Regions from separate parts of the Mus musculus genome. Here regions 1, 2, 4, 5, 6 and 7 are each linked to region 3. The links are chromatin loops, found by intact Hi-C in ENCODE. Cell type or tissue: left cerebral cortex. All regions are shown on one strand. Region 1 has its middle 170 kb from the start of Gm41418. Region 2 overlaps Gm30444 (a long non-coding RNA gene). Region 3 overlaps Gm30310 (a long non-coding RNA gene). Region 4 has its middle 190 kb from the start of Gm41418. Region 5 holds the start of Grin2a (glutamate receptor, ionotropic, NMDA2A (epsilon 1)). Region 6 has its middle 10 kb from the start of Gm30444. Region 7 has its middle 12 kb from the start of Gm30444.

Region 1 (4,000 bases), 570 kb after region 3:
TTTCTCTTTAACAGCCCAATGGCATTATTATATTACCAGTGGGATAACTGATGGGTGACAGGGAAAGGATATAGTTTACTTACAATCACACCCTCTTGGCAAAGCAAAATTTCCCACCTATTTCTGACTGCCAAATATGTGATCTTAACCTTGAAACAATCCACTTATATTTGCTTGTATTTATATATGGATATAGCACTGCAAGGGTGAATTGTTTCACTGATTGAGACGTTGGTGGCTGAGCTTAGGATTGTATACATGCCAGGCAAGTAAGGTATATTCAGAGCTGACCTGCCTTTGTGTAAATATATGCATTTTCTTATTTGATCCCTTATTTGACTGTGAATTAGGTTACCCTATGTAAATTTTAGAGATAAGAAAACTGAAGCACAGGGAAGTATAGTAACCTACTCTATTTTGTGTCCCTTGAGACTTTATATTCAATTAATAGCCTATCATACATGTAGCACCAATTAATTTTCCTAATGACAGATGCTTCTCAAGTGCCTGCAACCTCTTCAAGAGGGAACGGCATGCTCATTGCAACTTCATTTACACCATTAATTTGGTAAATGTCCTCTAGCCTCCATCCAACATGTCAGATTCCAGCCTTAATAAAACTTAATGAGATCTGGCTATAAATATGTGAAGGTAACTGCTTGTGCAACACTGTAATATTCTTGAAAAAATTTTTTTACCTCATTTATCATAGCTTCTAGAGAGGAATCCTCTTCAACTTTTACGAGAAGGAGGAAAAAGATGCTAACTTTATGCTCCCTCATGATTCCGTGTTAGAAACAAAGGCATGAACTGATTTTACCTTCAAATTCTTTCTCTTTTTGATGCCAAATGCTGCTTGGCCCCATGCCCATAAATGTTGACAGATTTCCTACTATGTATAGACTTCTATTGTACCTACTATGCACAAAGTTTTATTGTGCTTTTACTATGAAATAGTACAGGAGAAATAGAAAGCATAACTATACACACATGCAAAATGTTAGTAAAAGTAAGTAAATAAACAAATAAATAGAATTAAATGAGATAACACATTGATTGTTTTCCTGTAATTCTTTAAGGGATTTTTGTGTTTCCTCTTTAAGGGCTTCTAGCTGCTTACCTGTGTTCTCCTGTATTTCTTTAAGGAGTTATTTATGTCCTTCTTCAAGTCCTCTATCATCATGATGAAAAGTGACTTTAGATCCGAATCTTGCTTTTCCAGTGTGATGGTGTATCTAGGATTTGATATGGTGGGAGAATTGGGTTCTGATGATGCCAAGTAACCTTGGTTTCTGTTGCTTACGTTCTTATGCTTGCCTCCTGCCATCTGATTATCTTTAGTGCTACCTGCCCTTGCTATATCTGACTGGAGCCTGTCCTTCCTGAGATCCTGGGTGTGTCAGACCTCCTGGGAGTCAAGCTGCCTCTGGGGCCCTGAGATCCTAGTGTGAGCAAGCTCCTGGGATCCTGGGATCCTGGGATCCTGGGTGTGTCAGAGCACCTGGGAGTGGTGCTTCTTCTGGGTATTGTGGGGATGGCTGTGGAGTTTGCTCCCAAGGTCTGCTCAGGACACCAGCCCAGACCAGAAGAAACCTGTGCCACTGGTCTGGTGGAGTTCCTGCGTGCCTGGGTCCTGCTGGTCCCAGTTACTCCCGATGCTGGGACAGACGTTGTGCAACACATTGATTGTTAATAGTAAACACGTATGGTTATTAGTGGAGGCTTTACTCTTAGGGTCATAAAGAGCCCCTGTGATAGAGTCCTAGTATTTTGTTCTCTGTGTCTGTGATCTCTTTCCACATCTGATTTCTGGCAAGTTCTGGTTGGTGTTGTATTCTTATTCATGTCTTCTCATACGACTGCCATGCAAAGTAGCACATTTTGTGTGGCGACAGATGCCTCTTCCCAGACATCCCCAGCTGTCATGTTGAATTATGCAGCTTCAACCTTGTTGGACCACAGTTCCCTGTAACACATTGTTACATCTCATACGGAGAATCACCCAGGCCTGTTAGACTGGATTTATGTCCCGCTGCAGAGTTGTAATGTCTTGTGCCATGTCTTGTTATATGTGGTCCTACTGACTGACTAGGGCAGGGGTATGGAGATTTTCACACTCAGAGCCCTGGATTCTGCTGCTATGTCACATAGCCTTGCAGACTGCCTGGCACTTTGTATCTCTGTGTATCTGCTCTTGTCCTCCCTGTGCTGTTCCTACTAGGAAGTTCCTTCCTAATGCTCCTTGATTCAAGCCATTGGTCCTTGGAAATTTTTAAGATTTCCTGCAAAGCTCATGGGACTCAACTATCTGTTATTGATGAGGGATTACTGTTTCCAATGGTCTTGTTTGTGTGCCTTACTATAACTCCTTAAATCCATTTTTTTCTGTCATGCATTTCTGTTTTATCCTTATGTAAATTTTTAGTGCTTAGGGAACTTAGTGTGGTGGCTAATCTTGACTGTCAACTTGACTGCATCCAGAAATAACTAAAACATAGACAGCTGGGGGCACTCCAGTGAGGGATTTTTGTGGGCTGGGTTATTTCAGGTAGAAAGCTCCACCCTAAACCTGGATAATTTGAGGTCCAAGACCTACTCTGAATCTGGGCTCCATCTTCTGGTGACGAAGCTCCATACTTGGCGATTAAAGAAGGAAGCTTTTCCTTTTCCCTGCTTGCCCCCATTCTGGTCAGCAAGCTTCTATCCTGCTTCTGAGAGATCTCCTCACCAGTGCTAGAATTCTTATATATATGTATGAATGCTTGCAGCCTCCGCTGTGGTAATATTGGGAAGCTAAGATATGTGGAGTATAAGGAACACGTGTGGGTGGAACTCTCAGTCATAGCATTCTAACAGGGCTGAGGAGGTGAGTCTGTACCTTCTACAATGTGAGGACCCTGGAAACCCACGTTTAAGAACAAGAAAGTTGGTATCAGACAGATAGCAAATATGTCAACGACTTAATCTTGGACTTGGCAGCTTTCTAGAGCTGTGAAAAACAAACTTCTGTTGTTTATAAACCACACAGTCTGTGGTGTTTTGTTATAGCAACCCAAACAGAGGAAGACAACAATGGGAAGAAAACTGATGTCTCTGGGGTCAGATGATTATGCTTTGGGGTGGAGTCACAGTGCTTAAGGAGCAAAGGACATTTTGAGAGGAGGCAATGGGTCTGTGGTGTATGTTCTTAGGAAGAACTATTGGACTCCTCAGCACCAAGAGATCCTCTCTGTGCTGGCTTGATGAGTCCTGTGAGTCTTCGAATAGAAACTTTAATCTTGAGTCTGTCACAATCACCTAGACAGAGTCTGACGGTGGAGGCTTTTGTGTTACCTCACAGTTTGCATTTTGTGTGTGTGTTTACATGCACACACATGCATGGCATGGAGAAGCTGGAAGATAAGATTGGGTATTGTTTCTTAAAATCCACCAATCTTATTATTATTATTATTATTTGAGACAGGAACCTGAAACGTCCTGATTGGGTTACGCTGCCTGGCCAGCAAGCTTCAGGACCTCCTGTCTCTGCCTTCACAGTGCTGGGATGCAAGTGTGGGTTCTGGGTTTAAAGTTAGGTCCTCGTGATTGCATGACAAGCACTTTACTGATCCATCTTCCCAGTCTTACAGCTTGTACTTCTAGCCCGTTTCCTGGTGGTATTGCAACTCTATTTTGGGGCTTTCTCACTTCAGGGATTACCGTTCATCTTAGTTGATTTCAACTGAGGGTCAGTTTGAGCTTCCCCGAGGACCTTTGGGAATGTTTGGAACAGTTTTAGGTGACTACAACTGCTCTAGGTGATGATACTCACCTGTAGTGGGTAGGAAATAGACGTGGTTTTAAGCATCCTCCATCACACAGGATAGGCATTCATAATAAAGATCCATGTAGACAAACATGAGACCAATAACAGTTGATCCAATAATGAAGACAGCTTAATAACCAATGGGTGGGTACTATATATATTGCAGACATACCTGACAATGGGATGATTCGTATC
Region 2 (4,000 bases), 120 kb after region 3:
TCCTCTCTTAACAGCTTGAAGCCCAAGATGAAGCATTAGGACCTGGACTGTGGTTTTTGTAACGTAACTTTGCTTCAATATGTTCTACTTATTCTGAGGCCATTTCTTCCTGTATGGAACAGCAGGGCCAGTAGTCAGTGTCCAGAGTGGTGCAGTCACCCCCTGGACAAGTGTTGTTTCTGTTTGGTATCGGCTACACACTCATGTTTACAGTCACCCAGTACTTACGGCTCACAAGGCCAGCTTTCCAATTAGGGTAGTGATTTAGTTTTACATCAAATACATTTAAACTCTTTCAGAGTGTGTAGATTAGAAAAATTCTTAAATACATATTAGAGGTGGTGGCAGGCATAATAACAATAATCGCAAAGGTTTATTGAGTGCTTATGTGGGCCGATTGTGATTCTAAGCACTTTCTATTCATCTGCTTCTTCTAATGCTCACAACCATTAAAGCTGGGTCTATCATTAGTCCCACTGTACAATGCAGCAAATGGAGGCTGAGAGGCCTCCCTATCTTGTTTGGGTCTCAGGACTGGTCAGTGAGAGTCAGGACTTGAATCCAGATCCCTGACTTGACCCCATGTTCCAAAATGCTTCTGCCCACAGGATACACATAAACGGTGTTGGTATGATGTTTGCCTGGGCTTGTATGTAGAATGATCACTTGCTCTGATTGCTCAAGACTCTCTTGATTGAAGGGATATCATGTATCTTGCATGGAGGGAGACCCGCAAGTTTCAGGCCAATGGTTACCAAAGATGACTCTAGTAATGTCTTTTCCAATCTCTTCTGAGATTGTCTTACTGCGTATGGTGGCAACACCCGCCAAGCATATGCAACCAGCCTAAATATGGGAGATCTGTAGGGATTGTGAAGAGTAAATATACACATCTTCTAACCACACACATAACATCCAGACATTCCTGCTTTAAAATAACACGGTAAGTGCCTGATCGGTGTGAATGTAACTAACAGTGACACTTGCCTTCTCCACATAAATAACAGAGAGAAAATGTCCCACATCTCTATCTATAGCAGAATAGTGTCATGTACAGAAATATCATATCTTGGCACACTGACATATATCATATATCAGAATAAAGGAGGCTCTGTCAGTGCAGCCGAAATAGTAATGATACAGATGATAGTTAAGATGTAATAGTGATGGAAGATGTTGATAGTGATGATGGTGGTGGTGGTGGTGGTGGTGGTGGTAGTGGAGGTGGTGATGGTGGTGAGTGGTGGTGGTGATGTGACAATAGTGGAGGTAATAATGACAAGACTAGCTGTCCTGCAAATCATCACTCACTTTATTTCAACACTGTGCTCATTGCTTTGTGGGCTCTGTTTTTTTGTCTTTGTTTTTGATTTTTGAAGCAGGGTCTTGCTATGCAGTCTTGGCTTGCTTGGAACTCACTATGTAGAGCAGGTTGGTCTTGAACTAATGACACCTTCTACCTCGGTGTCAAGTGCTAGGATTATAGATGTGTGCTACCATGATTGGTTGTGTGAAATTCTGGTGGGGCAGAGTCATTAACTGTCATCTCTAGGGGCTGGAGAGATGGCTCAGCGGTTAAGAGCACTGTACTGCTCTTCCAGAGGTCCTGAGTTCAGTTCCCAGCAACCACGTGGTGTCTCACAACCATCTGTAATGGGACCTGATGCCCTCTTCTGGTGTGTCTGGAGATGCTATAGTGTACTCATATAAATAAAAAGAAATAAATTTTTAAAAAAAAACCCTGCCATCTCCATCTTGCACACAAGGAAACAGGGCACATAAAGCTTCTACAATTAATATACACAGGAAGAGAGGAGCTGGGATTTCTAATTCAGGCATCACATCTGTAGAGGAGTCCCGTTCACCCCTTTGGTACATGAGGAGAGCACATCAGAACTGGGTCATGAAAGTCATGGCATCCGCACCCATGCCAATGACATTGCTTTCAGTGACTTTTGGGAATCTCTCCATCTACGATGTCTTGACGGTATCTGCTAGGAGCAGACTCAGCACGAGCTGCCAACTGGGTGATAAACAGTGGTGCCTCTGAATCTGCATTTTTGCTCCCTTGATATTTCTTGGCCACTGAAGTTCTTCCTCTCCTCAGGGCCCACTTCCAGGCATGGATGGATGCCCCTGTGTCTGGTGCCCAGAGAGAAGGGATACACGCCTTCACATACCTCACAGAGCTGGGGTACAGAGAAGGGCGGCTTAGCTTCCTGTCGGGCTGCTCTGGACGCCTCCCCTCTCAGCTGTTGCTGTGCCTTCCCTCATTTCCTTTCCCTCTGAAGGAGCCTCATCAGAATTCAGTGAGCGAAGGCAATATTTATGGGAATAACCTTGAGCCTACTCGTACATGTATTTGTAGCGTTCAACACTTTATTATTAGCAACAGATTACTTGGTGATATACCTCACGATTGCTTGCAATGCACTACACCTTGCCCGAAGACTGCTCAGAACATGCAAGACATGGAGCGAGAGAGGGAAGGGGGAGGGGGAGAGGAGAGGAGAGAGAAGAGTGAGGGAAAAGGAGCAAGGGGAGGGGGGAGAGGGAAAGAAGGGAGGTGGGAGAGAGGGGAGGGGAGGAACCTCTTCCTCCTTTCATGACATCCTGGACACAAGCTATGCCACCCTGACCCATCAACCTGCATCTAGACCACTGATTCTCAACTTTCTAATGCTGCAGTCCTTTAACACAGTTCCTCATGTTATGGTGACCCCCAACCACAAGATTTTTACATTATGTAAGAGTTGCCACTGTTAGGTACCTGTACTGTAAAAACATTGTAGGGCTTTGGTCTGGTGCTGCTTGTATTCACATGCTAAATTCTGTATACCCCCAAGATCTGGTTGCTCCAAGACAAGCAGATCTTTACATATACCAGCTTTTGTTGTGTAAACCTTGTCCCCCAAAGTATCCCTGATGCCTACAGCCTGAGATGGATAAAAGGGAGGGACAGAATGAAGGGTCCAGGGCTTGGGTTCTCAGAATGGCCATGAGGACCTGCTTGTTGGAGTAGGAGCAGCCCAGGCAGAATATGCCAAGTGGTATTTTAGGGTTACTGACAGAGAAGTAGACAAAATGGCAGAGGGTTGACAGCTGCCCAGCTCTAGTGCTTCGAAACTTATTATAAATATAAAGGTTGTTGTGTCTTTTATGGGGGAACAATATGGCCTAACTGGGGTAAAAAAAACCCTCCAAAATAATATTTACCCATAATACATCGGTATTATGGTTTTAAGTGATTCCTGGGAAAGTGTCATTTGACTCTCAAAGGGGTGATGGCCCTTAGTTTGAAACTGTTGATCATCGACAGTTGAGTCTTTGATTTGAGGGCTCTTAGGGATTTTTGATGCCAGGAACACTTGGGCCTTTTCCCAGAAGGTGTCCCCAAGAGAGCACTCCTGAGACTGCAACCACAAGAAAGCCTTTGATAATTGTCAAGAACCTTGGGACTTAGACAGAGAGCCATATGACACCTTTAGGCTCCAACAACTTAGGTGTCCCTCCTCATCCCCCCAGGACAAAAGTGATTAAGAAAAGAAATTAAGGAAAGAAAGCGTCACTTTGGTTTATGGTCTCAGAGGATTCACCCATGGTCACTTGGACTCATGCACTCAGGCAAAATATCATGGTAGTGTTAGCATGTGTCAGAGGAAAGCTGTGGTGTATAGTGAGCTGAGGTTGGAGCAGCTCACATCATGGTGGACTAAAGCTGAGAGAGAATGCCTCACTGTGTGGCAGCAGGAAGTAGAGAAGAGCTCACAAGGACCAGTGGTCTACTTCTTTCAACCAGGCCCTTCCTTTGACGCTTGTATGACCACCCCACCCCCGTGCTCCAATAGTCCATTTAACATTTGAAAGCTCCAATGGCTCAAACCATGGAGTAAGCCAGAGCTCGCATGATTTATAGAACCGGCTCTAGAAAGAGTCTCGGTCACAAACTATTGATCTTCTTTGGGCACTTACCACTCATGGTCTTGGCTCTAATCTCTTT
Region 3 (4,000 bases):
GCCCTTTGAAGGTCTCCAGTGTCAAGCCTCTCACTTTGGAGGGGGCCACAGCCGGTGTGGAAGGAGACAGAAGGCAGGACAGAACAGGGCCTCACCTGAGTGTCTGCACTTTGAATCCAGAACAGGCCACTGTGTGGCCTTCATCAAGTGCTGTTATGAGCCTGTTCTATAAAACAGGATGCCCCTCCCCAAGATGTCTTTTATTTAAAAAAAAAAAAAATCCCTCTTAAAAAAAAGTTGCACATATCATAGAATTCACTCAAATTATACAATTCAACTTAGAGTATTTAGATGTTATCCTTTTTACTTAAAATCTTGCCATGACCAGCCCTGGTCTAGAAAGCACCCTGTTGTTCAGGCTGGCCTTGAACTTGGGGTGAGCCCCCTGATTTAGCCTACTGAGTGTTGGGGTTATAGGCGTGTACAGCCACACCACTCACAATCCTCACTATGTGCGTGTGTGCTCACCCATGCTTGCCAGCAGCATGTGTTGAAGTCCAAGGACGAGTCAGGTTTGTCCTCTCCTCTCCACCATGTGGTGGAGGTCTAACTCAGGTTGTCAGGCTAGGGGCAAGGAAGGGCCTTTGCTCCATGAGCCATCTTGCTGGCCCAGCATCTGCACTGTGGCCAGTACTGGTCAATGAGGCTCTTCCCATAGACAGAGTCTCTTCTCCCTATTCAGGAGTCCAGGGCCTCAGGGTCGACTGTGACATCACTAGCCCCTCTGAAATGCTCTTTAATGTCCAGGAGGCATTTTCAACCTCATGCTGTTTTCTGTGTTGAAGAAACGCTCCGAGCCTTCCGCTTTGGGGATATTGGTAGGAACTCATGTCAGATACCCCTTTTATTAAAATCCTTAAAGTAAATGCCACTGGCAAAATGTCTGTTTAACATAGACGGAGCCTGAAGAGCCAGGCAGCTTCAACAGTTGCTCTGGAGACACTGGGCTCCTGAAAGTCGTCTCTGACCTCACAGATACCCTGTGCCATGTGTGCCAATAAAGAAACAAAGGCACTTCTGGCTGTTTGTTTACTTTTTCAAGACAGGGTTTCTCTGTGTAGTCCTAGGGCTGGCCTGGAACTCAGAGGCATGCCTGCCTCTGTCTCCCTGTCTCTCCAGTGCTGGGATTGAAGGCATGTGCCACCACCACCTCCTGGCTTTTTTTTTTTTAAAGAGTAGTGAGCGAATGAGATACTAAATAGCAGCTGTTAGTGAGGCAGTTGTCAGAATGTGTCTGAAAACTTAAAGTAGGGCTTTTGTTATTTTTATTTGAAACTGGGTCTTACTCTGCAGCCAGGGCCAGCCTCGAGCGTGAATGTACAAACCTGTTCCTTTAGAGGAATGTCCCACCTTTGCTGGCCTTAAATTCACAGAGATTGCTTGTCTCTGCTGGGCTTAAAGGTGTACCTGGTTACACCCAGGTCCTTGTGCATGTTAGACTACCCAACTGTATCGTGAAGCCACTTCCCGGGATGGTTTTGGAGAAACTAAGTGCCTTCCTGGGAATTTGATTCTTAGAATAGGATGCAAGCAGAGCCAGGAGTCAGGCACCAAGACCTTGAGACTCTCACATTCCTGCCACAACAGTTTCTCAGTCATTCTAAACTCAACCAGCAGGGGGCGCCAGCGCACCATGTTCCTCTGAGTGTCGGGTACCTAAGAAGCTGCCCGTGCTGCTTCCTGCCAGGAGATGACCTCTATGTGTCTTTTCTGCCTGTTCCTTTCAGCAGAGGAAAGTAAGGGGATGCTCTGCTTGGAGCTACCTGGCAACCAGCAACTGAGTAGTGTGATCCTGCCTCCGCAGATGGAAGAAAATGAAAGTGCAGATCGTGCTGTGGGAAGCTGTTACCCTTGGCCTCAGCGTGTTCTATGCAATACCCCGTTTGCACTGCATGTGTGTGTCCACAGAAGGATTAGCCAGAGGGAAAAAAGAACAGTGTTTTTTTCCTATAGAAAGGCAAGAGAGAAGACGACACGATTCACTGGGTAAATGAAGCTGCCACCAAACCCAGTCTCTGGGATTTACTGGGTAGAGAGGAGAACTGGCTCCCAGGGCTGTACTCTGCAGTCATGCACCTGCTACCCCCAAACAAACAAGTAAACAAGTGTTAAAAAAACAAGAACTGGGCTAGGAACTGTAGGGGTTTGAACCAGGATGGTCCCCGTAAGCTCATAAATTTTAATGCTTGGCTTCCGGTTAGTGGAACTGTTTGAGAAGGACTAGGAGGTATGGCCTTGTTGGGGAAGCATGTCACTGGGGTGGGTTGTGAGGTTTCAAAAGGCCAGGCCAGGCCCAGTGTCTCTCTCTGCTTGCAGCTGTGGATCAGATGTAAACGCTATGCTCTGTCCAGGGCCAGGTCTGCCTGCCTGCCTGCCTGCCTGCCTGCTGCCTGCCTGCCTGCCTGCTGCCTGCCTGCCTGCCTGCCTGCTGTCATGCTCCTCTGCATGATGATCATGGACTTTCTGAAACTGTAGACAAGCTTCCCAATTAAATGCTTTTATTTTTATTATTATTATTTTTTTAATTTTTTATTTTTTTTTCCTCCCACCCCTATTTTTATTATTTTTAAAAACTTTTTATTGATTCTTTGTGAGTTTCACATCATGTACCCCAGTTTCGCTCATCTCCCTGTCCCCTCGTGTCTGCCCTCTGCCCTTTCAACTCCCCCAGAATAACACACACACACACACCCACCCAAAGCATAGAAAACATCTCATGGTGGAAGCTGCAGTGTGTCCCAGTGTGTCCCACAGGATATCCCTCTGTCCACATGCCTTCACTTGCGAATGCTCATTGCAATGTGTCTGGTTAGAAGACTCTGGCTTCTGTGACACCAACATTGAATTCTCACTGGGACTCCTCCTGGTTATCCTATGTGTTCCCCTGTGTCATGAGATCTTGGAGTTTTGGATCAGCCGGAGTGGCCCTTTCACACCCCCCCCCCCAAATTCACAGGTGAGGTAGATGTTGGGATAGGCCAACTCAAAAGCCTTGGATCTGGGCATGGGTGGCAGTTGAGCAGGTCAGCCCTCCAGTCCTTACCACACCACCAGGGCCAGCTCTCCAGCACTGCCCTGGCTAGGCCACCCAATGCTGCTACTGGCAGGAAGGAGGCAGCTCTTCTGCTGTCATGCCCTCTGGGTGGCTCACCTGTACCCATACCTCTCCAGCCAGCTCCACTGTGCTGCTCAGTAAAAGTTCGAGGCCCACTCAGTGCTGTAGCTGGCAAGAGGCTGGGCCAGCGTTCCTGCTCTCAGGACCCAGGGCCAGCTTTCCTAACTGCTGGGCGTGGTGAGGGGTGAGTCTGACCAAGCCCGCTCAGTCAGTCAACAGGTTCTCCAGCGCGGGAGTGAGGATTAAAAAGAAAAAAAGATAGTTAGACAACATTGTAGCATGACCCAAGTCAATTCTCAGACTGAAGGCAAATTTAATTTTCCAATCCACTTTTTATACATTTTAATTACATGCAGGTATTTTGGGCGAGCAGTACAATAAGGAACTAACAAGGCAGTAAGCGAAGTCCTGTGATTACTCCCATGGCAGTTGTTTAAAAGGGCTTGTTATAATGACCCAACACTTGAGCCCACTTCCTCGTCCAAGCCCAAAATCTTGCCTGAAGCCTAGTTCTTCTGTTCCATCCTGAGACATCCTAAAATTCCTGCCTTACCCGACTTCCTTATTACAGCCTAAAGTTAGATTCTTACTGAAACTGACTTCCTTATTATGCCCTAATGTCAGAGTCCTGCCTGAGCTTACTTCCAATGTCAGATTCCTGCCTGAAGCCCATTTTCTGCCAAGTGGTATCCCAGAAGGCTTTCCAGCAATTAGGTGTGGGAAGGGCCTCACCTCCACACCAGCACAACCCCATGGTGGAGGAGTGGTGAGGCCAGCGCTCCCATGCTGGCTTTACCTTAGGGCCGGATCACCTGCGGCCCTGCTACTAGGGCCAGCTCTACTGTGCTGCACAGACCAGGCAAAGGACCCACTCTCCCGAGTGCA
Region 4 (4,000 bases), 590 kb after region 3:
GTAGTTTTCTAAGCTTATAAGAACATGTTATCTGGCTGACTTGACTTCATTTGATCTACATCTGAACTCAGGGCTGCCTGCTTGGACCTTGGCTTCAGAGCTTTAAACCCATGTTTATCATTTAGCCTGTGCTGGGGTAAAATGTCATGGGAAGCATGTGGTGAAAGTTGCTCACCTCATGAGGGCAGGAAGAGAGAAGGGATGGAGAGAGAGAGAGAGAGAGAGAGAGAGAGAGAGAGAGAGAGAGAGAGAGAGAGAGAGAGAGAGAAAGAGAGAGAGAGAGAGAGATCTTTATTTAGAACAAAATAGTTCTCTCAAGCCCTGTTTGCTAATCTATGAAGGCATCAGTGAATTGATCCACCAACAAGGACACCTCATAGTCCAATACCTTCTCGCAAATGCTCTGCATCTTGATTTCACACTAGAAAACTCAGCCTTTGAAACCCAAGATTTTGAGGGTACACTAAATTGCAGACCATAACACCCCTTTCAAAGAACTTGGGAAGAATATATTTGAAAATTCCTGAGGCAGTTGGTGTCTTGAGGTGGTGTCAAGTATAACAAATACTGTTTACTCTAATTCCCCGTGTAGTTTGTAAGAATACATAAGGCTTGTTGTACTGGGCCTGCAGTGTGGAATCAAAAGTGATGTTTGGGGAAGAATTGTTTTATTCCGGGTTCTCTAATATATATATTATACACACATAGATATGCACATATATACATTCTATTAATATATACATATATACATACACATATTTAATACTTATTGGATATATTTTACAAGGCGCAGTTAGGATAATTCAACAATGGCTGTCTCACCCTGGAGAGGCTGAGAGATCTCAGCAGTCCCCATCTGGTATTGAAGACATGGAGGGTGTCTGGAGAGCGACTTCAGTGTACTTCAGAACCCTAAAGATGCTGCTTCTAACAGCAGTGAAGGAATGTTAAAGCATCAGGATAGACAGACTTTCCAGCAAGAGTAAGGACAGGCATGCAAAAAGCAGTTTTCTTCCATGTTCTTTTATCTGGGCTGCTACCAGAAGGTGCCACCCACATTTAGGGTGGGTCTGCCTGCTTTAGCTAATCTGATCAAGAAAGACACACACAGGTGAGCCCAGCAGATTGTGTTTTAGCTGATTCCAGATATAGTCAAGTTGACAACCAAGATTAGCCATCACTGGGGTATTTATAACCTACTTTGCACACGTATATAACAGGGATTGAAGCAGAACTCGAGAAGGGGTTCAGCCCTGTCTCCCTGTGTCTCTCTTTGTGTGAGGTACGGAAGACACAGATTAGCCATGGGTATAAAGGAGGACTCTAAGTAGGGAAAGCTGACATTCTCAAACGCCATGTGGTGTGCTGTCCTGTCAGATTCCTCCAGTGTCTTGCTGCTACCTGTGACATCTGTGGGTCTGCAGAATCCACACTTCTGATGCTACCCCAGCTCTTCTGAATAGGATATATCTGTGTCTGCAGAGTCCCCCGATGACTTGCATATGGGCTGATGTCTGAGGAGCACGTCACACAAAAGGGCTCAGTGTCCTCTCTCATCTGAATCTTGCCTTGGTCTCAGTTCCCTACAGACTACCAGGCAGGCAAGGGGACAGACCAGGAGGAGGGAGTGCTGAAGCCTCTTTGAGCTTGCTTCACTTGGCCACTGACCATCAGTCTATAGAGTCCCACAAACACCTGAGCAGCCTGGGACAGAGATAAAGTCCTTCGTTGTGAGATTGGCTAAAAGATTGTGGTGCCCAGTGTGTGATGGTCTGTATCAAGTGTCAAGGTAAGATTTTGACATTTCATTTATTCTTTGGTAAAGACTCATGGAACACATCCTATAGACCAATAGAGGGAGACATAGAGCGTGATGAAGGATGGCAACAGTCTCCAGCCAAGCTCTGCCAGTTCCTAGCTGGGTAACGTTCCTTAGGTCACTAGGCTTCTCTAAGCTCCATCTCCTGTAAAATCAGGCCAATGACAGTTGCTGCTTTTTAGGGTGAGTCTATAATTGATCGAAACTTTGTATACCAATTTGGGTTACATAATAATTAGTGAATGAATATTAGGTGCATCTGCTGCCCCCTCCCATCCTGCCAGCTGCCTGGGCAGTGGTTCTCATTCTTGGCTGTCTCCATAACAAAGCTACTAGTGTGCTTTTCACATGTAGACTGTGGTTACATACAAGGCCTACTAAAACCTGATCTTTGGGGGTAAAAGCCAGACATTGTGTGTGTGTGTGTGTGTGTGTGTGTGTGTGTGTGTGTGTGTGTGTGTTTGTCCTACAGAGGCCAAAGGTATCAGATTCCCCTGGAGCTAGACTTACAGACAGTATCCTGGGACCTCATGTCCTTTTGAAGAACAGCCCATACTTTCTCCATGAGTCATTCCCCATCTCTCACTCTCCATCTTAATTTCTTAGATAGGGCCTCACTCATGGACCTCAGATCTTGCTGATTCAGCTAGACTGGCTGTCCTGTCACCTCTTGGATCTGCCTGTCTTTGCCTTTCTGGCACTGGGAATGCAGGTTGATACTGCCACACCCTGCATCAGCATTTCATAAATTGTTCTCCGGCAATTCCTAAATCTATCTAGGACACATCCCATGTCATGGAATCCTTCAGGGAAACCTGATGTTCTGATGGGAGAGTGCCATCTTCTGAAGTCCTCCATGTGAAGATGTCCTGGTAGCTACAGACTGTGCCATTGTGCACAGAGAGCCAACAGAAAGCAGCAGGAATGGCGGAGCTTTGGGTGCATCTAGTACAACAGGCACTCAAAGTGAGGAAACTCGACCCATACAAGTTTTCTTACTTTACTAGAAAGATCACCACTGTGTATGACTCATGCTGGCACACAGTTGATTCTCACAGCCAGAAAGCAAGTAGGTAACCACATCTCAGCCTGACACCAACGACTGATGGCCTAAGGAGGTCCTGAGTGCCCATTAACCTCTCCATGTCTTGTCTTACTCCTTTTTGAGACTGGGTAACTGATGGTTTTTACAGGGCCTGCCAGATGGTGAAAAGAAAAGCTGTTGTCACCCATCTCAAAGAAGTGTTAGAAGATTCAATTAAATGTAGAAGTGCAGACACAGCCTGCAGTCCAGTCGAATGTGTGCAGTGAGCACAATTCAGGGCCGGGCCACTATGCTATCTATCACTTAAGTATTCATGTCTCCTGGGAGTCTTCTTGGTCAAATAGTTAATTTTGTGTGTACATATGTGAGTGTGTGTGTGTATGTGTATGTCTGTGTGAACACTTAAACCTACTTGTGTGTGTATGCTCATGTGCACACTTATGCATACTTATTTGTGCTTGTATGTGTATGTATGCGTGTGTGCGTGTCCACACTTGGGTGTACTCGTACATGTATGTGTGTGCCAGTAGTCAATAGCAGGTGTCTTCTTCAGTCACTCTCCACTTTATTTTTTGAAACAGCCTCTCTCAGTGAATCTGGAGCTAACCAATTAGATTGACTGACTGGCCATCAAACTCCCCGGATCTTCCAGTGCCCTGCCCCCTACATACATCCCAGTGCTAGGCCTATGGTGAACATTGCAGGGCTTTTATGGAGATCAGATTCAGGTTCTCATGCTTGCTTCTTGTAAGCACTTTACCAACTGTGTCATCTTTCCAGTCTTGATCAAGTCCTTAGTTAATTCAAAGATCACACCAAGAATTCCTGGGAAAACTGGCTACTTGTGTCAGTGAGTTCAGTTGCTTCCTTCCCAGTGATATGTTCAAGTTTTATTTATTTATTTATTTATTTATTTATTTATTTATTTATTTATTTATATTTTAATTAGGTATTTTCTTCATTTACATTTCCAATGCTATCCGAAAAGTCCCACATACCCCCCCTACCCCCTCCCACTCCGACTTCTTGGCACTGGCGTTCCCCTGTACTGAGGCATATAAAGTTTGCAAGACCAATGGGCCTCTCTTTCCACTGATGGCCGACTAGGCCATCTTCTGGTACATATGAAGCTAGAG
Region 5 (4,000 bases), 1.1 Mb after region 3:
TCGAATTGAGTATATGTGTACAACTGAATAGGAGATGTACCCCACCCCACCCCCGCGAGGTGGCTGCCATTTGTAGAACAACCCCTCCAGGACCCTGGCAGTCCATCTCCTCCTGGCCTTACCTTGTCAGCCATGATCATAGATGCACCCCCATGAATGCCCAAGATGGGGATGAAAGTCTGTGAGGAGATAAAATCCAGCATCTGAGCCACAGCCTCTTGGTCCGTATCATCTCCAAACACCAAGCCATGGATGCGCGCCCCGGACATGAGGTCGCACACATGCGTGATGAGGCTCTTAGGGTCAGTGCGGTTCATCAATAACGCCACCACGTTCACATCCAGGGGCAAGCCGGTTGCCTGCTCCGGGCCCCACAGATTTCGAAGTTCGCGTTCTGTCACGTCGTGGCTGTGACCCAGCAGCACCGCAATGTTCAGCGCTGGAGTACCCTTCTCCGCCGCCGCGTTCTGCGCCGGACCGTGCCAGACCAGAAGGGCCGGCAATACCAGCAAGGTCCAGTAGCCCAGTCTGCCCATGGTCGCCACTTAGGGTCCCTGTAAGGTGGAGGAGAGCGAGAGGCAGGTGGTGGTCAGTGAGGGGCCCAGGAAACAGGATAGACTGCCCCTGCACCCGCTCTGAGAGTCGAATGTGAAACCCGACACCAGCTCTGACTGTTTTTGTCACTCTTTAGAATACTCATCCTTGATGCCATCCACATTCTTCGACCCATGTCCATCTCCACGTATCAGTCCAAGCCGAGCTATTTTGCCATCCCTGTCCCCAAGCCCATCCTGGCATCCTCCTTCCTTCTCTCTTGTCTCCAGCTGACTCCCTCAATCCCATCTGGGTCCAAATTCCACACAAGATTCCCCAAATTTGACGCAGACAACAGCTCCTAGGCTCCCAGAGAGCCATGAACCCCACTACCACCCACAATCAGAAGCCCAGGCCAAGCCCTCTTTGCAACCCTCTCTCTCCGCAAGTGCGTGGACCAAGTTATCGACCCCGCCCCCTGCTCAGGAGCAGCGAACTCCGGACTAGCCCTAGCGTGAGAGGCGGTGCCTGCATACTGCAGCCTGAGTCTGTGGCGAGCCTACAGGGTTAACTGACCCCACCCCCTGGGAGCTCGCCCAGTGCGCCACGGAGCTCGCCCAGTGCGCCACAGACCTTGCTCCTTTAGTGGCACCCACCAGCTGCAGATCCCGCACCCCCCCCCCATGCGAGGGTTACAACAAGCGCTTGAAAGTGTAGGTGCTCTTTGTGACCCCGGGCTCTCAGGTGCACAGGGGAACTTGAGGCCGGACTCCCCACCACTACCTTGCTGGGAGAAGCTCTATGTCAAGCCTCCCTGGACCCGCCCCCTACACACGGGTACGCACAAGCAACATACAATCTCATGCCGTGTGAAATGCTGAATTCTGGAGAGTAGGAGCTCTGCCTTCCACCCCCACCCTAACACCCCGCAAGTGGGCCAGCGCGTGGGAGCTGGCAAAGAACGTGCGGGGGTGGGGGTAGGCTCCCAAAAAGCTCTCAGATAGATGAGGAGTGTGCATCCCCTCCTCAGTCTTTCCACTGCAGACCCTGGAGCCAAATCTTAGATGCACGTGGGCAGTGGGCTGCACACGCTAACAGACACGCGCGCTTTTCTGCGCATATCCCCAGGCCGCCTTAGAGATGCCCACGGCCAGCTGGAGCCTTCAAACGTCCTCAGACGGTGTGCACACAAGCACTGTGCCAGGTGCACAACAGTGCTTGCCTGAAAATGCCTGTACGGTCGTGCACGCGTGTACAAGCGCGCGCCCTTCGGCTCGGGTGTTGTTGCACCCCGGGGGAAGTTGGGGCAAACTCCAGCCTTGGCTTTTTAGGGTGAGCAAGGTGGAGTGCAGGGCCGCAGCGCCACCTGGTGCTCCTCCAACGCCTCGCCATTGGGCTCTCCCTCTCCAGTTTTCTCTCCCTCGCTCTTTTCCCCCCATCTCCCTACTGAACCCTCTCCTCTCTCTTCACCGGTTGAGCCTATATCCTCCCAGGCCCGGGAAGTCCGTATCACCAACTAGGACGTACCTGTAGCCGGAGAAGGTGGAGGATGCAATGGGGCGTGCTGCGCGCACGAGCATCTCGGCCGCCTCAGCAGCCACCAGGTTTAGCGGGTTCCCGCATGCTGCGGCCCCTGCGTGCTCCCCTGGCTGTCCCGCGCTGTCCGCATCACCCCCACGGGGGGCGGCTATCCCAGCCGGAGGCTCTGCAGCAGGGCTCTAACCGGGGCGGAGGAGAGATGGAGAGGCAGGGTCAGCCCACCAGTGCTAAGGGAAGGTGGGGGGAGGGATGCAGTCTGCAGTGCTCACAGCCCCCTTATGCACCCTGGGGGCTCGACCAGAGAGGGAGCTGGAGCTTGGTGCCTATGACACCCTCGGTGCGGGTCTTCACTTCCTGTGGCTGATAACCAGAGCTCCTTTCAGGGACGCACCGGAGAGTGGAAGCCCCAGGTTGGCCACCCACGAGAAGCTTAGTGGGAACCTCCACCCTCACCCCCTACCACCACCTCGGCGCCCGGCTACTGGGAGTTGTGCGACCAGGAGCTGCTGAGCCTGGGGTGGGGGGTGGGGGGCAGGAAAGGAGGGGGCGCTGGCTGAGTTTGCTATGAGCCGGGAGGAGAAGAGGGGGAGGGAAGGACGCGGGCTCCCGCGGTCCCGGATCCCCGAGGGAGGTGTGATCACTCCCACGTAGCGACCCTCTTGTGCGTCCTGCCGCCCCCTCCTATCCATACCTTCCCCCCACCAGCTTCTCACAGGGCCCTCCCAGGCTCGGCGTCCCGCGCCAGCACTCACCGCAGCCTCTCTCCACATAGTTCTCAGCAGTGGCCACCCCTGGTCATCTCCAGGGCTGATTGCTGCCGCCGCGACTCTCAGAGCTCATCCGGCCCCATGCTCAGGCACAGCACCCCAGGAGCCTCTCTCCTAGAGCCCTGGCTCAGCTTTATGCTCCACTCCGGACAGCGGCTGCCAGGTCCTCTGAGCGCGCCTGGACACCCTCTCCGCAGTCCTGCTCCTGCTTGGCGTGCGTGAGTGTGTGAGTGTGTGTGTGTGAGTGAGTGTGGGAGCGCGCGCGCGCGTGTGGCCGGGGATCCCCGCGGTCCCTGGCGGAGAAGGGCGCAGGCAGAGGACCGCAGCTCCCTCCTGGCCCTTTCGCTGAAGGGCCAGCTCCGAGCTGGGCGTTCGGTTCCTCACTTGGTCAGCGGGAGCCCAGGAAAGAGCCTGGCCACCGCGGTTCACAACACTGGAGAAGCCAGGATCCTAGGGCACGCTTCTGCTGCGGTCGCCTAGGAGGATAGAGGAAAGCAGAGGCGCCCACCACAGCAACTTAGGACTTGTTCTCAGCCAGCGAGACGCAACGCAGCAACCCCCGCGCAATCCGACGTTGTTTGGAGCTCTGGTCCGCCTGCAGCCGCCCACCCCGGAGGCGGGCCAAGGCAGACCCCGCAGTCCCTAGGCGGCGACGCGGAGCGCGGCCACCCTCTTCTGGAGCGCACGGCGGCAGCGGAACAAGGCCGACCTAGGTGTCTGGCTGGTGACGGGGGGAGCTTGCGGTGGCGCGCAACCTTGGTGCTGAAACCACGCTCTCCGCCCGCTCCCGGGCGTCTGGTGCTGCTGAAGAATCAATTATTCAGATCTCTGCTACGGATTCCTCCTCCTCCAGTGCCTGGCGCTGGGTGCAGCAATCTCTGTTCCACGCAAGGCACGCCGACACGCACACACCCGCCCAGGATGCTTCTCTCAATGCCTCACCACCCTGATATGGGAACCCACTCTGATGTCAGAGAGCCGGGAGCTTAAAATCAGAAACATATATACTCTCTCCAAGCACAGACACGCGTGCGCGCGCGCATACACACACATACACACACAGACGCGCACCCACAGACACACATACACACTTGCTGCTTCCTTCTCTAAGTTGTTCGAGACAAAACGTAACCCTGTGGTTGCCTCTTCTAAGTCACCAG
Region 6 (4,000 bases), 100 kb after region 3:
AATAATGCTGAGGCTCTGTTGCTATGGAATGATTTTGGAGTGTGGGGAGAAACGAGTGGTGGTCTGTTAGGTAATCTTGGGTTCCAGCAACCAGCGGCGCTCATGGTTTCTATAAAAATTCTCTGTAATAGAACACAATCATGTTATTTGCATGTCTGAAATTCTGCTGGTTCCTTTTATATTACATATTTTAAAAAGATTTATTAATTTATTTAGAGACAAAGCCTCACTATATATTCTGGCTAACCTGGAAATTGCTAGATAGAACAGGCTGGCATTGAACCCACAGAAATTCCCTTGTTTCCCTTGTTTTGGATTAAAGATGTATGTCACCACAGCTGGATAAAAGATATATTTTGTTTTTAACTGTGTGTACATGTGTGTCAGTGTAGAAATATGAGCACACGAATTCAAATGCCTGTAGAGGCCAGAAGAGGGAATTGCACCTCCCTGGATTTGGAGTTATAGGTAGGTGTGAGCGTTGGTCCTCTTCGAGAATAGTGTGTGCTCCTCAATGCTGAGCTTCCCTCCTGCTGCTGACCTGCAGTGTCATTATCAAGCTAACACTGCTTCCCATGGCTGCATCAGAGCCCCACATAGTCTGGAGGACTTTGTATCTCTTTGTATTTCTCTGATCTTTGTTGCTTCTCTCTTTGTGCGTACTGACCGTTGCTGTTTAGATCCGTGACATTCCCCATCGGAGTATTTGTTTGAACACTTGTTTCCTAGCCGGTGACACTGTTTTTGAAGGGGAAGCATGTTGGAGGAAGTAGATCATTTCGGGTGGGCCTTGACATTTGATAGCTTGCCCCTGCTTACTGTCTACTTTCTGCTTTCTGACTGTGAATGTCATGTGAACAGGTGCCCCACACATCTGCCACCATTATCTTCCCTGCCATGGCAGACTTTATTCCTTTAACTATAAACTGAAGGATTCCCTTTCTTCCTGTATTGGTTACTTTTCTGTTGCTGTGGGAAAATTCCATGACCAAAGGCAACTAAAGGAAGAAAGGCTTTATTGTAACTCATGTTTCCAGAGGGATAGGGCCTACTAATGGCCTTGGAGGTGGTGGTAGGCACAGCAGCTGGAGCAGGAAGCTAGGAGATCACATTTCAACCACACACAGGAAGGAGAGAGAGAGAGAGAGAGAGAGAGAGAGAGAGAGAGAGAGAGAGAGAGAGAGAGAGAGAGAGAGAGAGAGAGATATCTTATTTAGGGGTTTATTGCTGTGAACAGACACCATGACCAAGGCAACTCTTATAAAGGCAAACATTTAATTGAGGCTGGCTTACAGTTTCAGAGGTTTAGTCCATTATCATCACGGCAGGAAGCATGGTAACATACAGGCGGATGTGGTGCTGGAGGAACCAAGAATTCCACATCTTGATCTGCAGGAAGCAAGGAGGAGACTGGAATTCTACACTGGGCAGAGCTTGAGCAAAGGAGACCTCAAAGCCCATCCCCACAGTGACACACTTCTTCCAACAAGGCCACTTGTACTTCAACAAGGCCACACCTTCTAACAGTGCCACTCCCTATGGGACAAGTGTTCAAACACATGAACCTGTGGAGGCCAAAGTTATTCACACCACCATGTTCCTCTCCCGGGTCCCCATAGGCTTGTAGCTATAACATAATGCAAGATGTTTTTAGTTTAATTTCAAAAATCTCCACATTCTATCATAGTCACAACAGTGTTTAAAAGTCCAAAGTTCAAAGTCTTTTCTAAGATTCATGCAATCTCTTAACTATAATCCCCCATAGAATAAAAATTAAAAAAGCAGATCACATACTTCCAACATACCATGACACAGGATATACATTACTATTCCAAAATATGAGGAAGGGAGCACAGAGAGGAAACACTGGACCAAAGCAAGATCGAAAGCCAGCAGACAAACTCCAAACTCCGCATCTCCTCGGATCTCCAACTCTTTCAGCTTTATTGTCTGTAGCACACTTCTTTCTCATGGGCTGTTTCCACTCCCTGTTATCAATTCCTTTCTTCAGCAGGTATCCCATGGCTCTGGCATCTCTAACCTCCTGGAATCTCCAAGACAACCCAGGCATTAACTTCACAGCTTCACACAATGGATTTTCTAGGCCTCCATTCAGGGACACCATGACACATTCTCAGTGGCTTTCCTTAGTCACAGAGGGAAATTCCATCTTTGATTCTAAAGCCAGGACCACATGGCCAAAGTTGCTTGCTGGGGCTGGAACATGGCCCCCTTATTGAATTACATCTTCACCAGCTTTATGTTTTCAATGGTTTCCTTCACTGCCTAAGCTTGGCTGTTCTGAAACTTGCTTTGTAAACCAGGTTGGCCTTTAACTCAGAGATCTGCATACCTCTGTTTCTTGAATACTCAGATTAAAGATATGTACCACCAGGTCTGGACCTAAGCTTTTCTTTAATTCCTTCTCACTATAGATGGTTATAAGCATGGCCACTATGCCTCAAGATCTGGATTAAAGGCATCTGTCAATCTGAATCAAATGTGTGTGTCATCACACTTCAAGATCCTCATCAAAAGCCTATGTCGTCCAGCCTCAAGATCCCAGGCAAAGGCATCCTGTATTCCTGCCTCAAGATCTGGGTCAGGTGTGTTCTCTATTTCTGAGCTGTAGTTCAGTCCAGATATATCCAAGTTGATACTGGAGAATGGCCACAACATATGGCAAGGCTATAACTCCTCAAAGTTCACCCCTCAGTGAACACGTACTCCAGAAAGGCTGTAAACTCTAAACTTTCCATAACCTCTCCAAACAATGTCACCACCGAGACCAACTGTTCAAACTCATGAGCCTATGGGGGACATTTCTCATTCAAACTGCCACAGTCAGCTCCTTGGCCCTCATAGAAGTCATTTCATGATACAAAATGCATTTAGTTCAACTTCAAAAGTCCCATAGTCTTTAACCATCTCAACAGTGTTCAAAAGTCCAATGCCTCTTCTGAGACTCAAGGTGTAAGGTAGAAAATTTAAGTTTGACCCCCTAGACCAAGTTGGAGCCAAGAGAGAAAAATAGTCCCTGAAGCAGCCTGTTCTGAAAATTTGCTGACCACAGAACAGGTAATTACACAAGCTGGTTCAGTGACCTTGTTCTAGGACCTGGTTGACCACAAAAGTTAGATTAAAATTTTGAGAACAATCTTGAGAAGCAGGGAGTTTCCACTTGTGATTTTTGTACCCCCTTGTGATTTTTTTTACTGGTATTCTCAGTATTTTCCAATAACACCCTCCCTACCCTCTTGGGTTGTGTTTTTTTTCCTTTAAATATCCCCTTTCCCAGCTACTCGGGGTCCACGGTCCTCTACCCCTGCGTGGTGTATGACCAAAGCGAGCCTGGAATAAAAAGTCCTCCTGCGGTTTGCATCAAGGCCATTTCTTGTGAATGATTTGGGGTGTCACCTCTCCTGAGTCAGAATGTGGGGAAGTCCTCACTTTGTGGATCTTTCAAAGGCAATTTGTTAACTGTGTCCCCTTATTTAAAAAACGATGACAACAACAACACCCAAATTACCTACTTGCAATATACATCCTTACATAATATACATCACTTACATTCTGAAAGGAGGGATGTGGGCTGTGAAGAAAAACTGGACCAAAGTAAGATCAAGATCCAGGAGAGTAAACTCCAAATTCCATGGTTCTATGTCTGGTATGGGGGGAGGGAATTCTGTTTCAAAGGGTTTACATGACTATTCCTCTAGTTTTTCCACCTGCCACATACATTTCTTTCTTGGACTTGCTCCACTCCTTGTGTGTAGCTGCTCTTGACAGATGTCTCATGACTCTTGTATGTCCAACAGTTTGGGATGTCCATGACAACCCATACTTCATATTCACACAGCTTCATGCAGTGGCCTCTCACAACCTATTTACAGGGATTTCAGCCCTATTACTGACTATGTGACCTCAGCAGCTCTCTGAGATTGCAGGAGAAGAACCCACAACTCCTTCAATCTTGTATCTTTTATACTTCTAATGCCAG
Region 7 (4,000 bases), 130 kb after region 3:
TTGTAATGGCGACCGTGAGGGCGGCTCCTCACACTGGCTAGTTTTGTGTCAACTTGACACAGCTGGAGTTATCACAGAAAAAGGAGCTTCAGTTGAGGAAATGCCTCCACGAGATCCAGCTGTGGGGTATTTTCTCAATTAGTGATCAAGGGGGAAAGGCTCCTTGTGGGCGGGACCATCGCTGGGCTGGTAGTCTTGGTTCTATAAGAGAGCAGGCTGAGCAAGCCAGGGGAAGCAAGCCAGTAAATAACATCCCTCCATGGCCTCTGCATCAGCTCCTGCTTCTTGACCTGCTTGAGTTCCAGTCCTGACTTCCTTGGTGATGAACAGCAGTATGGAATTATAAGCTGAATAAACCCTTTCCTCCCCAACTCGCTTCTTGGTCATGATGTTTGTGCAGGAATAGAAACCCTGACTAAGACAATGGGTGAGGTGGGGCAGAGGAATGTGCAGTGTTTGTCACATGGGATGGAGTCAGAAAACAGGACTGGGCTAGCAAACCTTAAGGCCTTCCCTGTGTGACACACTAACTCCAGCAGGCTCCACCTCCTAAAGGCTTCATGACCCTCCAAAACAGCACAAGCAACACATGAACCTGTGGGAGACATCTTAGACTCAAACTTTATGACAGAAGGGTTGTTTGATAGCCCTCCACTTGGATAAGCCCCAATGTGTGTTGGGGTCCTTTTGTGACTTCATGGTCATCTCCCTAACCCCATACTTACTCTCTCAAAGTCACCTACTCCATCAATTCTGCCTGGCTACTTTTCAAATCCTAATTGTGTTCTGTATCTTGCCCAATGTTTGGCACTTCTAACAATTAGCATAAAGGTCTGACATATAGTAGGTGGTCATCTGCTCCTACATTAGCATAGACCTATAGTGTGCCAGGTGTTGTGAAGGGCACTGGGCACGCTGTGGTGTTAAGCATCTACCTTCGGGAGTGTTTAATATACTGTCTCCCTGGTGTGACAGGAGATGAGATACAGACACAGCTCCAGAGAGTCACTTCTCAGGTCTGTGAAATGCTGTTCCCTGGAAAACAGCTCCAGGAAAGTAGGCTCAGGCAGTGCGGAGCACCTGTGCAGACAACAAGGTCTAGTCCTCGGCTCATAGCAAACAACAATCACAGGACATATTGGGCCTTGTCGGGTGTGTGTGTGTGTGTCCAGAGTCTGTCTTCTGGAATGAGTAGGAGAGTGTGGAAGTCTAAGATGATCCTCAAGCGAAGACATGGAGCTACTAAGTCAGGGGCCTTCATAATTCTCCTTGAATGCTCACAACTTTGTGATGTAGGCTCTGGGGTTCATACACCCATTTTACAGACCCAGAGAGATCGACTTGTCTGCGGTGGCCAGTGAGCTGGCAGCAGGGTACATGTGATGCCTGGACGCCCATCTCTGTTTTTATTTTTTCCCCTTTCTCTGATCTTCCTGCCTCTGCTTCCTTTTCAGCATGCTGGGATGGCAGGCTGTGTGCCGTCCACCCAGTTATTGTGAGAACCCGGCCTAGTGCAAGCCCAGCACAGTCTACCAACTGCTCTGCCTCCCTAGTCCTGGACTTTTCAACTCGCAATGGGTGCTTTGGGTTGTAGGTTCAGAGCACAGACTGGAGGTGATATCACAGCTCTGAGTTGCCGGCCTTTTGACGCTAGCCAAGTCACTTTTCCAAGTCTTGATTTCCTTATATCCATAATTCTAAGCCTTCTTGTGAGGTAGCAGTGTGACGGCCCAAGTAGAAAAGATTCTAAGAGAACATGGTAAAGCTCTCAGAACACACAGCGGCTGCTGCCTCAGAAAAAAAAAAAATCCCAAAGTTCTTTTCTTTTTGTAGAAGCTGAAAGCCAAAGGGTGGATGATCTCACCTCCTTCCCCGGAAGGAAGATGCAGAACTTCCTGGGAACCGCACATCCCTCCTTCCTCCTCCGAGTCCAAATTTCAAGAAATGCAGCTAAAATTGGCCCTCAAACAGCTTTTGCAGAGCACGCCGCAGCTTTTTTTGGGCCTAGAGAGCCAGTTTCCATGATGAAAGTGGCACAGAAGGAGAGACCCAGCTAAAAACAGCCACCGCCCAGGCTGGTGTTAACAGGATGCAGCCTACCCTAAGATCTGGCAGTTCATACGCCCAGGCTTCCGCAGCTGATTTGCGCATCGCCACTAGGTGGTAGCATCGCGACATGAGGCGCGGGAGCACACTCCAGGACCCCAATGACCGAGAACCCTGTGAGTGAGAACATTAACCTGCCTTGGAATTCGCCACTTCATTGTCTTGCTTTTATTTTGGGGCATGCATTTGCATTACAGGAGCTCCACCGAAGAGTACTTCTTTTAGGGGATTGGGACCCAAAGAGGTCTTGGGCATCCTGGCTGCAAACACCAGACACCCTGAATCACCTAACCCAGCAGGTTTCACCATGCCAACCTGGCTTCTTTTTGAACATTCCAAGCAGAGGCGTCAGAGTCTAGAGGGAGAAGGTACGCATTTGGAGTAAAAGCCAGCTGTCTCCTTTTCTGGGTGCAGGCAGTGTGGCTGCGGTGTCTCAAGGCCACTGAGGCATTATAACCTAGACCCTGAGCAGGATATGAAGGGACTGTTTTCAGAACAAAGAGGACTCACTGCTGTTTCTACAAGTATGTGTGAGGCACATGCATTTGTTAAATGCACTTGCCTGGGCCTGCAGAGTATGGGAGGCCAGAGATGACATTGGGTTGTTATCCTCAATTGCTTCTCCTTTTTATTATTTTGAGACAGGGTCTCCCATTGAATCTAGAGCTCATCTGTGGCTACACTGGTTAGCCAGGGAGCCCTGTAGTGCTGGGGCGATTTACTTTCTTCTCCGGGAGGCTGGGGCTCCTAACTCAGCTGAGAACTTACTTAACCAAGCTTGAGGGCTCACACAGCCGGTGTTTCATCCACTGAGGCATCTCCCCAGCCTCTATTGTCTATTGTCTATTACAGTTCAGTTTCTCTCTGGTCCAGTGTATAGTAGATGCTCAACAAACACACATCACGTTTTCTCATCTAAAATGCTTGGGACTAGAAGTGCTTTGGACTAGGATGTTGGAATACATGCACAGATACAGTGGGGTGTCTTGGGAAAGGGCCCTGAGTCTGAACCCTGCATTCAGGTATGTTCTGTATGTATCTTTTATGCATAGCCAGAGGTCAGTTTTATAAACTTTTCCATGCACCTGTGTTTTGACTGCAGCTGTCATGCAAGGTCACATGTGGAATTTCCCACTCGTGGTCTAATTTGCTCAGTTTTGGATTTTGGATTTTTGGATTATGGATATTTATTATCTTAGTTTGGGGACCACAGAGGAAGGTGGACAGGGTGGGCCAACACTGTGGACACCAGGAGTTTTCCTTTAAGAAATGTAAATTCTAGTCCCTGTCTGGCCACCACCCGAGGCAGAACCTCCTGGATAGGCTCTCGAGAGATCTCAAAGCACACACTTGAGTTGCTCCACAGCGAAGCTTCTTCTGGCCCCAGTGATCAGGAATTTACCTCAAGTTCTGCGAAATGGCTTTATTCCTCAGGCTAGTCCTCCATTACAACCATCTCTCTCATTTTCCTCAAGCGTCTCCAGCTTTCTCTGCCTGAGCACAGGTGTGTCTGGCTGATGCACTGCACTGTATACAGGTGTGTCAGCCAGATACACTGCAGTGTGCACAGGTGTGTCAGCCAGGTGCACTATAGTGTACACAGGTGTATCAGGCTGATGCACTGCACTGTGCATGGGTGTGTTGGGCTGATGCACTGCACTGTGCACAGGTGTGTTGGGCTGATGCACTGCACTGTTCATGGGTGTGTTGGGCTGATGCACTGCACTGTGCACAGGTGTCTCAGGCTGATGCACTGCACTGTGGACAGGTGTGTTGGGCTGATGCACTGCACTGTGCACAGGTGTCTCAGGCTGATGCACTGCACTGTGGACGGGTGTGTTGGGCTGATGCACTGCACTGTGGACAGGTGTGTTGGGCAGATATACTTTTCTTC

What was found. Peaks named below come from ENCODE experiments on the same cell type or tissue, not always from the same donor. Only the 100,000 strongest peaks of a DNase experiment are listed, where the experiment ranks them.
Region 1: it touches region 3 in a loop (2.6-fold over the local background); 2 of 42 quality-filtered maps call a loop at or near these places.
Region 2: a loop joins it to region 3, with 5 times the contacts of the local background. A loop is called at or near these places in 21 of 42 quality-filtered maps.
Region 4: a loop joins it to region 3, with 3 times the contacts of the local background. A loop is called at or near these places in 2 of 42 quality-filtered maps.
Region 5: a loop joins it to region 3, with 8 times the contacts of the local background. A loop is called at or near these places in 20 of 42 quality-filtered maps.
Region 6: it touches region 3 in a loop (3-fold over the local background); 4 of 42 quality-filtered maps call a loop at or near these places.
Region 7: a loop joins it to region 3, with 6 times the contacts of the local background. A loop is called at or near these places in 20 of 42 quality-filtered maps.

The regions. Positions count from the first base shown.
Region 1 is chr16:9,450,318-9,454,317 of GRCm38, forward strand. No RefSeq gene overlaps it. Among named protein-coding and RNA genes, the nearest start is that of Gm41418, 170 kb to the left of the region's middle. In left cerebral cortex, no CTCF peak of the experiment used is centred here; DNase peaks (open chromatin) are centred at 1,920 and 2,632; H3K27ac peaks cover 760 bases.
Region 2 is chr16:8,998,717-9,002,716 of GRCm38, forward strand. The region is part of intron 1 of Gm30444 (a long non-coding RNA gene); the gene reads left to right. Among named protein-coding and RNA genes, the nearest start is that of Gm30444, 3.2 kb to the left of the region's middle. In left cerebral cortex, a CTCF peak has its summit at 1,682 (motif pointing left); DNase peaks (open chromatin) are centred at 914 and 2,153; H3K27ac peaks cover 300 bases.
Region 3 is chr16:8,882,212-8,886,211 of GRCm38, forward strand. It overlaps Gm30310 (a long non-coding RNA gene), which reads left to right. Exons shown (of 3, transcript XR_001781949.1): 1 at 1-1,986. Among named protein-coding and RNA genes, the nearest start is that of Gm30310, 2.6 kb to the left of the region's middle. In left cerebral cortex, a CTCF peak has its summit at 1,615 (motif pointing right); a DNase peak (open chromatin) is centred at 1,634; H3K4me3 peaks cover 271 bases; H3K27ac peaks cover 720 bases.
Region 4 is chr16:9,467,733-9,471,732 of GRCm38, forward strand. No RefSeq gene overlaps it. Among named protein-coding and RNA genes, the nearest start is that of Gm41418, 190 kb to the left of the region's middle. In left cerebral cortex, a CTCF peak has its summit at 1,838 (motif pointing right); DNase peaks (open chromatin) are centred at 1,206, 1,815 and 2,981.
Region 5 is chr16:9,991,998-9,995,997 of GRCm38, forward strand. Grin2a (glutamate receptor, ionotropic, NMDA2A (epsilon 1)) reads right to left here and starts at 3,816. Exons shown (of 14, transcript NM_008170.4): 1 at 2,826-3,816; 2 at 2,062-2,252; 3 at 123-554. The coding sequence starts at 536. In left cerebral cortex, CTCF peaks have their summits at 431 and 1,903 (motif pointing left); DNase peaks (open chromatin) are centred at 158, 401, 790, 1,607 and 5 more places; H3K4me3 peaks cover 4,000 bases; H3K27ac peaks cover 4,000 bases.
Region 6 is chr16:8,985,278-8,989,277 of GRCm38, forward strand. No RefSeq gene overlaps it. Among named protein-coding and RNA genes, the nearest start is that of Gm30444, 10 kb to the right of the region's middle. In left cerebral cortex, no CTCF peak of the experiment used is centred here; no DNase peak of the experiment used is centred here.
Region 7 is chr16:9,007,467-9,011,466 of GRCm38, forward strand. It overlaps a transcript of Gm30444 not described here. Among named protein-coding and RNA genes, the nearest start is that of Gm30444, 12 kb to the left of the region's middle. In left cerebral cortex, a CTCF peak has its summit at 2,156 (motif pointing right); a DNase peak (open chromatin) is centred at 2,049; H3K27ac peaks cover 3,284 bases.